Linked DNA regions of Homo sapiens: region 2 is linked to region 1. Evidence: chromatin contacts called from ENCODE Hi-C data. All regions are on one chromosome and are shown on one strand. The core of a region is the stretch at or near the end of the contact, and the rest is flanking DNA. Distances in the headings are between cores, read along the strand shown.

Region 1 (4,075 bases), core at 156-2,655:
CTCTGGTTTTCAACATTTCGTTGTTCCAATTTTTAACTAATATAAACAAGTTTCAAAGACAATTCTTGTAGTTGTTTGCATGTATTCTTCATTATTTATTTAGGATTAATTCCCAGAAGCAACTGCTCAATCAAGTTTATGAACATTTTTAAGGTTTTCAGCACTAACACCTGCAACCCAATTATTGGATTCAGCCCTGAATATTTTCTGTAACCCTCAAGCCCCAAAACCTGTTAATTCTCTTTAAAATTACTACAATTGTCATATGATAAGACTTCTAACACTGGTATTTTATTTCCCAAGTTGTTATAATTAGTGCTTTCACTCGTTGACAACACTTAGTAAATTTTTTTGTATACCCATGGACATTTCAACTCTATACAAAACTGCTTTCATTGTAACCATAGAGAACCTAGGAACTGTCCATCATCTTTTCTTGTCCTGTTCATCTGCTCTAAAAATGTCTATCTTTATTATTGGCAGCAACACAACTTTGGTCATTGTCCCCAACAAAAGTGGCACTACCCTGGCCTGACCAGAGGTTAGACCCACCTAGCAGTGTACTGCAGCCTTGTGGCACTTTCCATGACAACCACTCTGGAGGACAAGGAGTCTGGGTGCTGCCATGGTCTCGACCACTATCTCCAGGAAGTCATCTTCCAACACTTACTAGTTGATACACACATCACTACATCACACTTATTAAGCAGTATTACGAAGTGCTATTAAGTGTTATTAGCACTATTAGTGTTACTAAGCGCTGTGAGAGCAAACCCTAGCCAAACACTTTCAGAGCTGTTCCTCACAGGTTTGGTCTATTTAACAAGCCAAGCTCATCGTTATCTAACACATTGAGATGCAGCCAGCTCCCTTTACTTGCTCTGTCTCTCACACATACACTCATTTTCCCCACACTAAAGCATGTGCAGAATATTCTCCAGGACCTCACTCTGGCTAAGTGACCAAAAAGGAAAGGAAAGTTAAGAAAAATATACATAGCCATTTTATGTAGTATATTTTTTGCCAGTAGAAGTAAAATCGTTGACCCAAGAATCCAAACAAATTATGTTTTAGCTGGATCCCTTTCAAATAATAATAATAAAGAAAGTTTCAAATAACTGGAATGCAAGTTGCCATTTATGGAAGTGTTGAGATAAACTCATACCCATTTCAGGCTTCTCACAAGTTGTAGGATCAATATTTTCTGTTACCGGTTCTAATGTGGTATCCAAGCCCAAATCACGTTGACTAATAGCAGAAAGTTCATCCAAAGAAAACAGATAATGAGTTATATTAAAACCTTTCATCCCTTTCCAGAAGCAATTTTTTTCCTCAGCTCTCATGGGAGATCAGATTTCCAACCCCTCTTTGCAGTGGTTTTGGCTGCTCCTCTCACACTGAAAGCACAGGGGCCTTGGTCCTTCCATTGATTCATAAGTACAACACCCTACTTCTTGGATACAGAGCCATCGCGGAATGTTCGCTGGAGTGAGGCAGCGTATGGAGCACATGGGACATGCAGACCCAGGTAAGGTGTACAGGAGGCCGGGATCACCTGCAATGACTGTAACCTCAGGCAAATCTCACAACTTTTCACAGCCATGGATTTCACATTTATGCTCTGGCAACATTACCTCAAACCCACACTGTGTGGATTATGTGGAGAACTCTATAAACTATAAAAGTTACACAACATTTATTATTTTGGTGTACTTTAATTCAAGGGACAGTATTTAGCACATTGAGATGGTCTTCTGATCTATTTTTAAGAAAAGGTCAGCTAACATGAGATCTAAGAAGAGTATTATTCTGAAGTTACCATTAAGCTATAAGTCAAAAGACAAAATCTTGGTGTCAAAAAAATTGTTTGAAAATTTTACCAGTCAAAAATAATTTTTTATTAAATATATAAAATTTTCTATATTATGCAAAACCAAAAGATATGCACATTTAAATTTTACAGAAATTCAGAGGCACATTTATTTTACTTAGGTCACTGTTCGATGGGAGACCATATCCTGTACCCCTCTGCCAGGGGTGATGTATTATCTGGCTCAACCATGTGTCTGGAGTTGGGCCTCAGCAGAAATAACCTGCAGCTATTCCTCTTAAAAGTTATGTGACTTTGGGCAGTTAGTTTTCAACCCTGTGCCTGTTTCTTTATCTGCCCAATAGGGATAAAAATCCTTTACTTGCTCATCTGGTGACTGATTTTTATAAAGAACTGACGTCCTCGGCCCAAGGACTACCCCAGCTCCAGCACTCCCCATAGGAATAGCTAAGACTTTTATTGCAACATCTTTGTAATCCAGCTTCTTCTCTGCCTAATCTTGCATTCTTTACCCCTCAAAGATATTGTTGCCAAGAACCCTTCCCAACACACCCACTGTACACAAATCTCAGTGTATCAGAGTCTGATTCCTGGGAACCCAAACTATAACACCCCTTTTCAGGAAAAATGGACAAAATATCTATTCATAGAGGCTTGTAATGCTAAACATATCTTCTAGAGGTCATGCAAATCAGGTTAAACAACAAGAAAACCTTGGTGATCTAGTTTCTAACTCCTTCAACACCTTCTGTTCTGGAAGCTTAATTAGAGCAACTTAACTCAAGAGGGTAAGACAGTTTACCATGAATTGGTGGTCCTCACTCCCAGAAGCAATTCCAAGCATTTACTCTTTTCTCTAGATTTGCCTTTCCTTCCCATGTCAGTTATTCTTGCTTTCCCTTCCAAATATGCAAACCATCCATGTAATGAGATCTTGGTGTCTCCTCACCTGCAAGCATAGATTGCATGCCTGGCTCTGGCAACCCATGTTCTAACTTTATTTCTCGTTCAAGCTCTGTATACCATAGTCAACCCTATTTCCTCACTGCCTTGATCTTCAATAAAGATCAGAGAGCTATCCATCAGAGAGAATGGGAGAACTTCAAGGCAGACCTAAATTGGCTCAAAGAACAAGTGCCTCAAATGCTAGACGATGAGTTCATTTTTCAAAAAGAGATCCAAAGAACTCCTGAGTGGCATATAAAACCCTATTTCTAGACATGGAGTCTTTCAGACTGTATTTAGCTCAGAACATTATCTCCTCCCATTTTACTACCAGTTTTTTGTTTATTGTCTCTGGAGTCTGGTTCTAGCAGCCATCCAAGAAAACTGTGGGAATGTCTCAAAGCTGTTGCTAGTTATTCACCTTCATCACTGCTTCTACATTCCTAAGACTCCAAGAGCCTCAGTCAATTAGGGAATAGTGGATAGTGACCATCTAGACACCGTTTGCCACAACTGCTGTGTTATGGCCCCAGCCTTGATTTTCCAGATAAAAGTGAAAGCCAAGTATAAGGAATTGTTCCCTTGAGAGTGCTCACCTTGGCTGAATAGGATCTTAGAAGCCCACAGGTCATAGGCTCAGTTCTTAAACTGTAGATTTCAGTAACAGCACAGACAAAACATTACTGGTTCATCTTGTTTTTAAAAGGGCTCAGAATATGTAAACTTTTAAATAAACACCACTATCCTATGATCCTCATTTTTGAAGTGCCTTTGTGAGAACTGTTCATTTTTTCTTCTGTTCTTGCCACACCAAAAGGGAGTTATGGTGTTGAACTCACTTCATGCCTGAGACAGATCCATCCAAGAAGCAATACTTTGAACAATGTAAAGATGGCTATAAATGTTATATTGTATGTTTTCCCTCAGAACTTTAAAGAAATTCCAATATTTCTAGCTTGGTTGTTTGGATTTTTTCCCCCTGATTTGAGAGAGCTAGTTTCTCTCTCCCTCAACAAATTTCTTAGGAGGTCAAGATTTTTAATTATTTCTAGTCAGTAACAAAAAAAACCTAAGTGTACTTAAATGAATAAGATATTTACTTTTATGTTGTATACATATCACGGCTCCTCTTCAATTAAGGTAAATATATTTGCCTCTTTCTGTGGATTATTTTCCTAATTTTTCAGTGTCACATGATACTAAGTCATGGAGCAAAAAACAAATCCTTAAGTGTAGTTGGAATAGGACCGAGGAATCATTACTACTGTGTGCTGAAATCCCCTCATGATCAAGAATCAA
Region 2 (4,224 bases), core at 915-3,414, 90 kb before region 1:
CAATCTCCAGGACTCTTTTATCTTGCAAAACTAAAACTGTATACCCATTAAACAATGACTTCCTATTCCCCCTTCTCCCCCAGTTCCTGGCAACTACCATTCTCCTTTCTGTCTCTGCGAATTTGACCACTCTAGGGGCCTCATATTGGTGGAATCATACAGTATTTGTCCTTTTGTGACTAGCTGATTGCATTTATCATAATGTCCTCAAAGTTCATCCGTGTTGTAGCATGTGTAGGAATTTCCTTCCTTTTCAAAGCTGGATAATATTCCATTGTATGCATATACCATATTTTGTTTATCCATTCATCTGTCCATGGATACTTGTTAGCTATTATGAATAATGCTGTTATGAACATGGTTGTAAAAATAGCTTCCAGACCCCACTTTTAATTATTTTTGGTACCTACCCAGAAGTGGAATTACTGGTAATTCCCTTTTTAATTTTTTGAGAAACTACCATACTGTTTTCCATAGCCATTACACGTTTTTACATGCCCATCAACAGTGTACAAGGGTTGCAGTTTCTCCACATCCTAACACTTGTTATTTTCTGTTTTTTGATAACCATCCTAATGGGTGTGAAGTGATATCTCATTGTGTTCTGATTTGCATTTCTCTAATGATTAATGATGTTAAGCATATTTTTATATGTTTATTTGTATATCTTCTCTGGGAACATGTCTTTTCAAGTCATTTACCACTTTTTAATTCAGTTGCTAGCTTTGTTGCTGAGTTGTAGGAATTCTTTATATATTTTGGATATTAACTCCTTATCAGAGATATATATATGATTTGCAAATTTTCTCCCATTCTGTGGGTTGCCTTTTCACACAGTTGATTGTGTCTTTTTTTTTTCCTTTTTTTTTTTTTTTTGAGACGGAGTCTCGCTCTGTCGCCCAGGCTGGAGTGCAATGGTGCAATCTCTGCTTACTGCAACCTCCGCCTCCCATGTTCAAGCCATTCTCCTGCCTCAGCCTTCCGAGTAGCTGGAATTACAGGTGCCCACAACTGCGCCCAGATAATTTTTGTATTTTTAGTAGAGACAGGGTTTCGCCATGTTGGCCACGCTGGTTTCGAACTCCTTGACCTCAGGTGATCTGCCCACCTTGGCCTCCCAAAGTGTTGGGATTATAGGCGTGAGCCACTGCGCCCAGCTCCTTTTTTTATTTTTAGTTGACGGATAGTGTTTATACACATTTATGTGATTTGTGTCTTTTGATGCACAGAAGTTTTAAATTTTGAGGTAGTTCAATTTATTTTTTTCCTTCAGTGTGCTTTTAGTGTCATATCCATGTAAAAATTTATATTTTATATATGGGGCTAATAAAACAAGAATCATCAAAAAATTAAATCTAAAAATTGGTAACCTATTCTTACTTCCCCTTTTAATGACTCAGTGAATTTCATCTGACCTGGACTGTGAACCTCAAGAGTGCTGGGAGACTGCAAACGTTCTCATGCAACCAGTGAAATGTTGATGGGATGTCAAAACTATGTGACTCTAGGGGCTGTGCTCAGTATAACTTTAGGATTTACCATGTTGGTCTCAGTGACCAAAGAGAGGATATGACAGTGAGGTTGCTTCACTCACTTTGGCCAACCATGTTTGTTGACCAAAGGAAAAAAAGATTATTCCACTTAATAAAATGGATGGCATCCATGTCTGGAGCAGGACCACATCCCAGGCACTTTTCACATGTTCTCTCACCACTAACCTGTGAGGACATATTGCTAAGCTCATTTCCTAGATGAGGAAACTGAGGTTCAAAAAATGAGTCACTTTTTCTAGTTCAGATAGCAAATGGTGAGCTGTGAATTCAATACAAATCTGGATGGTTCACAACTTGCACTTAGAACATTTGTCTTGGCACACACCCTCTGAGGAAAAGGACTGAACAGCACTTTCAAGGACATAGAGAAGACCCAAGTGAGGGTGATAGTGTTTCATGAAGCCATTCCTACCTCTAGACAGACTGTCTGGGCATCCAGAGCCTCCGCCTCAAACATGCCCAAGGGAGTTCTGCAGAACTGCGAGTAAATAAACAGAGCAAACCCTGTTGCAGGAACACCACTGAGCTATTCGGCATAAAATTCGTGTCCCTTTGTTTACTCAGCAGCTTATGCATGGAAGCCAGAGGGCACTGAGATGCCGGGATCTTGTTCTCCAAGTGCCTGCAGCTCAGGCCTGCCTGCTGTCACAGCGGGACAGGCAGCCTGTGTGGAGGGTCACATGTCAGTGAGTAATCACTAAGAAAAGCAACTCTCTGAAGGGCTGATCAACATGTCAGGGTCAGGACGCGCCACACAGATGTGTAAATGTCTTTGTGTGTGTGTTCGCATTTTAAGTACCTATTAAGATCTGTCAAACATGATCAAGCATCTTTAATTAAGTGCCTGGGCCAGTTCATATGTACACACATGCAACTGTTCGTTTCTACCCACTTGTAACTTGATAAACATTTTCTGTGGAATTTTATGTTCACTTATTTACCTAAGCAAGTAAATAAAATACATATTGAAGGTATTTTTTTCCTCTGGTCTACTGTAGGTATTCCAAGAAATATTTTTCTATTTCATGTACATAAAACTTTCTCTCCAACTACTCATGCAGCCAAATTCAAATTCAGAATCTAGAGATGGGCGAACTGTCACTAAATTGTCAAATATCTCTTTTGTTTTAAATACTTTGGCTAGTGGTTGAAACAATGCGATATATCTAGCACGACTTCTCTTAATTTTTAATCCAATGTGTATTTCAAGGGGAATTTAATCCATCTGGTTCTCATTCACTTACTCTTAACTCATCAAAGTGGTACTTTGCAACTGATGTTTGATGTCCAAAATGGCTTATGGGTTTTTAAGTCTTTATAGAGATCTTCCCTGCCTGCCCATTTGTCCTCTCCACAACACCAGTGATAATGAAGAAGTTATATTTTGTTTACCTGACATAGTTTCAAATGACCAGAAAGGTACGCTTGACCAAATGTCAAAGCTCTCAGCCCTATGAGGTCACGATTTTGGAGTGTGATAAAGTGCAATGACCTGGGTGGCACGTTGCTGGAGGCTGCACATGTTGCTCATGGGCAGAGGCCATGTACTCTGTGCTGTACCTTGGCTTGAGGTCCATGCCCACAATGGATGTCCCTAGGCACCGGGACCTGTGATCTGAAACTTCTTTCATGTAGCACTCCACACATATGATGCCACAACCTCTTCCACCCCTGTAGCACACACACACACAAAGCATTCTCATCACATGTGTTGTCTATGATCACTTCAAAACAAGTTTTTAACTCAAGAAAGCCCTGTTGTATCAGGAGAAAAACACATTCAGCTGCTCCTGCTGTTCAAATTCTACCAATAAGAAACTTTCTGCCGTCTTCTCAGGCCTTGGTACTTCCCCAGGTCTCTCGAAGAATGACCACAAAATGCTTAAATATCTCTCAGAAGAAGAAAACGCAGTCTACCATTTCAAAAACAGTTGCAGGATTTGGGCACCAGAAGTAGTCTTTCAGATCATGTAGTCTTTAAAATGTTAACTCTCCAGGTATCTGAATAGGAAATTGTTCATCACATTTCTGTATTTTGTTCTTTCTTTTAAATGTTTAGTGATGTGTAGTCATGACCTTAGCCAGCTTCTCCACTCATTAGTCACTCAATAAACATTTAGTGAGCACCTACATTGAGTCAGACACTGCTAGGCCCTGAGGTTTTCAGAACGCAATCCTGTCCTGATAAGAGCCACTCATGGATCGCCTGCCCATTGAAAGCTGGCAGCCCAGAGACCCCTGTCCTGATGATGCTGTGCCCTTCTGAACCAGTCTCAGGTATACACACGTGGGTCCTGAGCAGATAGAGCTAAAGGGCTGCCTGCTCACCAGTCACAAGAAAAACAGTCTCCTGAGCTTCAAATTATTCTTTGTTTTGGCAGAACAGAAAGGTGGAATATATTTTCTCATCCATCACAGGATCACGACCAACACTCCTATAACAAAAGACAGGTAAACAAGAAAAAAGCATAATGCATTTATTTAATAAAAGTTTTACATGACATGAGAGCCTTCAGAAGAGAAGATGCGAAGACCTAGAGGAAATTGTTTTTATGCTTCAGTTCAATAAAGAAGGGACAGTCTTGTAGAAATGTGATTGGACCAAAAAGGTATGATCTAAGGATAATAGAATGAAGGGAGGAAACCAACAAGGCCTGTCTCTTCAGGTAAT

What was found. Hi-C counts contacts between places; a loop is a spot of excess contacts on that map. Pooled maps may share reads with other maps.
Region 2: a loop to region 1 is called in a map of heart right ventricle, with 2.6 times the contacts of the local background. The contact joins the enhancer-like site here to the promoter of LINC02523 in region 1. A Hi-C loop is called at or near these places in 7 of 168 maps with a recorded cell type or tissue (Right ventricle myocardium inferior, aorta, gastrocnemius medialis and 3 more) and 10 of 50 pooled maps.

Annotation. Positions count from the first base shown.
Region 1 is chr6:125,672,948-125,677,022 of GRCh38, forward strand. It overlaps LINC02523 (long intergenic non-protein coding RNA 2523), which reads left to right and starts at 1,406. Exons shown (of 4, transcript NR_038906.1): 1 at 1,406-1,528. All of the region lies in intron 2 of HEY2-AS1 (HEY2 antisense RNA 1), which reads right to left.
Region 2 is chr6:125,582,592-125,586,815 of GRCh38, forward strand. The region is part of intron 4 of HEY2-AS1 (HEY2 antisense RNA 1); the gene reads right to left. Among named protein-coding and RNA genes, the nearest start is that of LINC02523, 90 kb to the right of the region's middle. Within about 2 kb of position 2,165, at least 6 of the 41 ENCODE cell types and tissues checked have a DNase peak (open chromatin) inside an H3K27ac peak, as active enhancers do; they include gastrocnemius medialis, heart right ventricle and psoas muscle, where a contact is called at or near this core.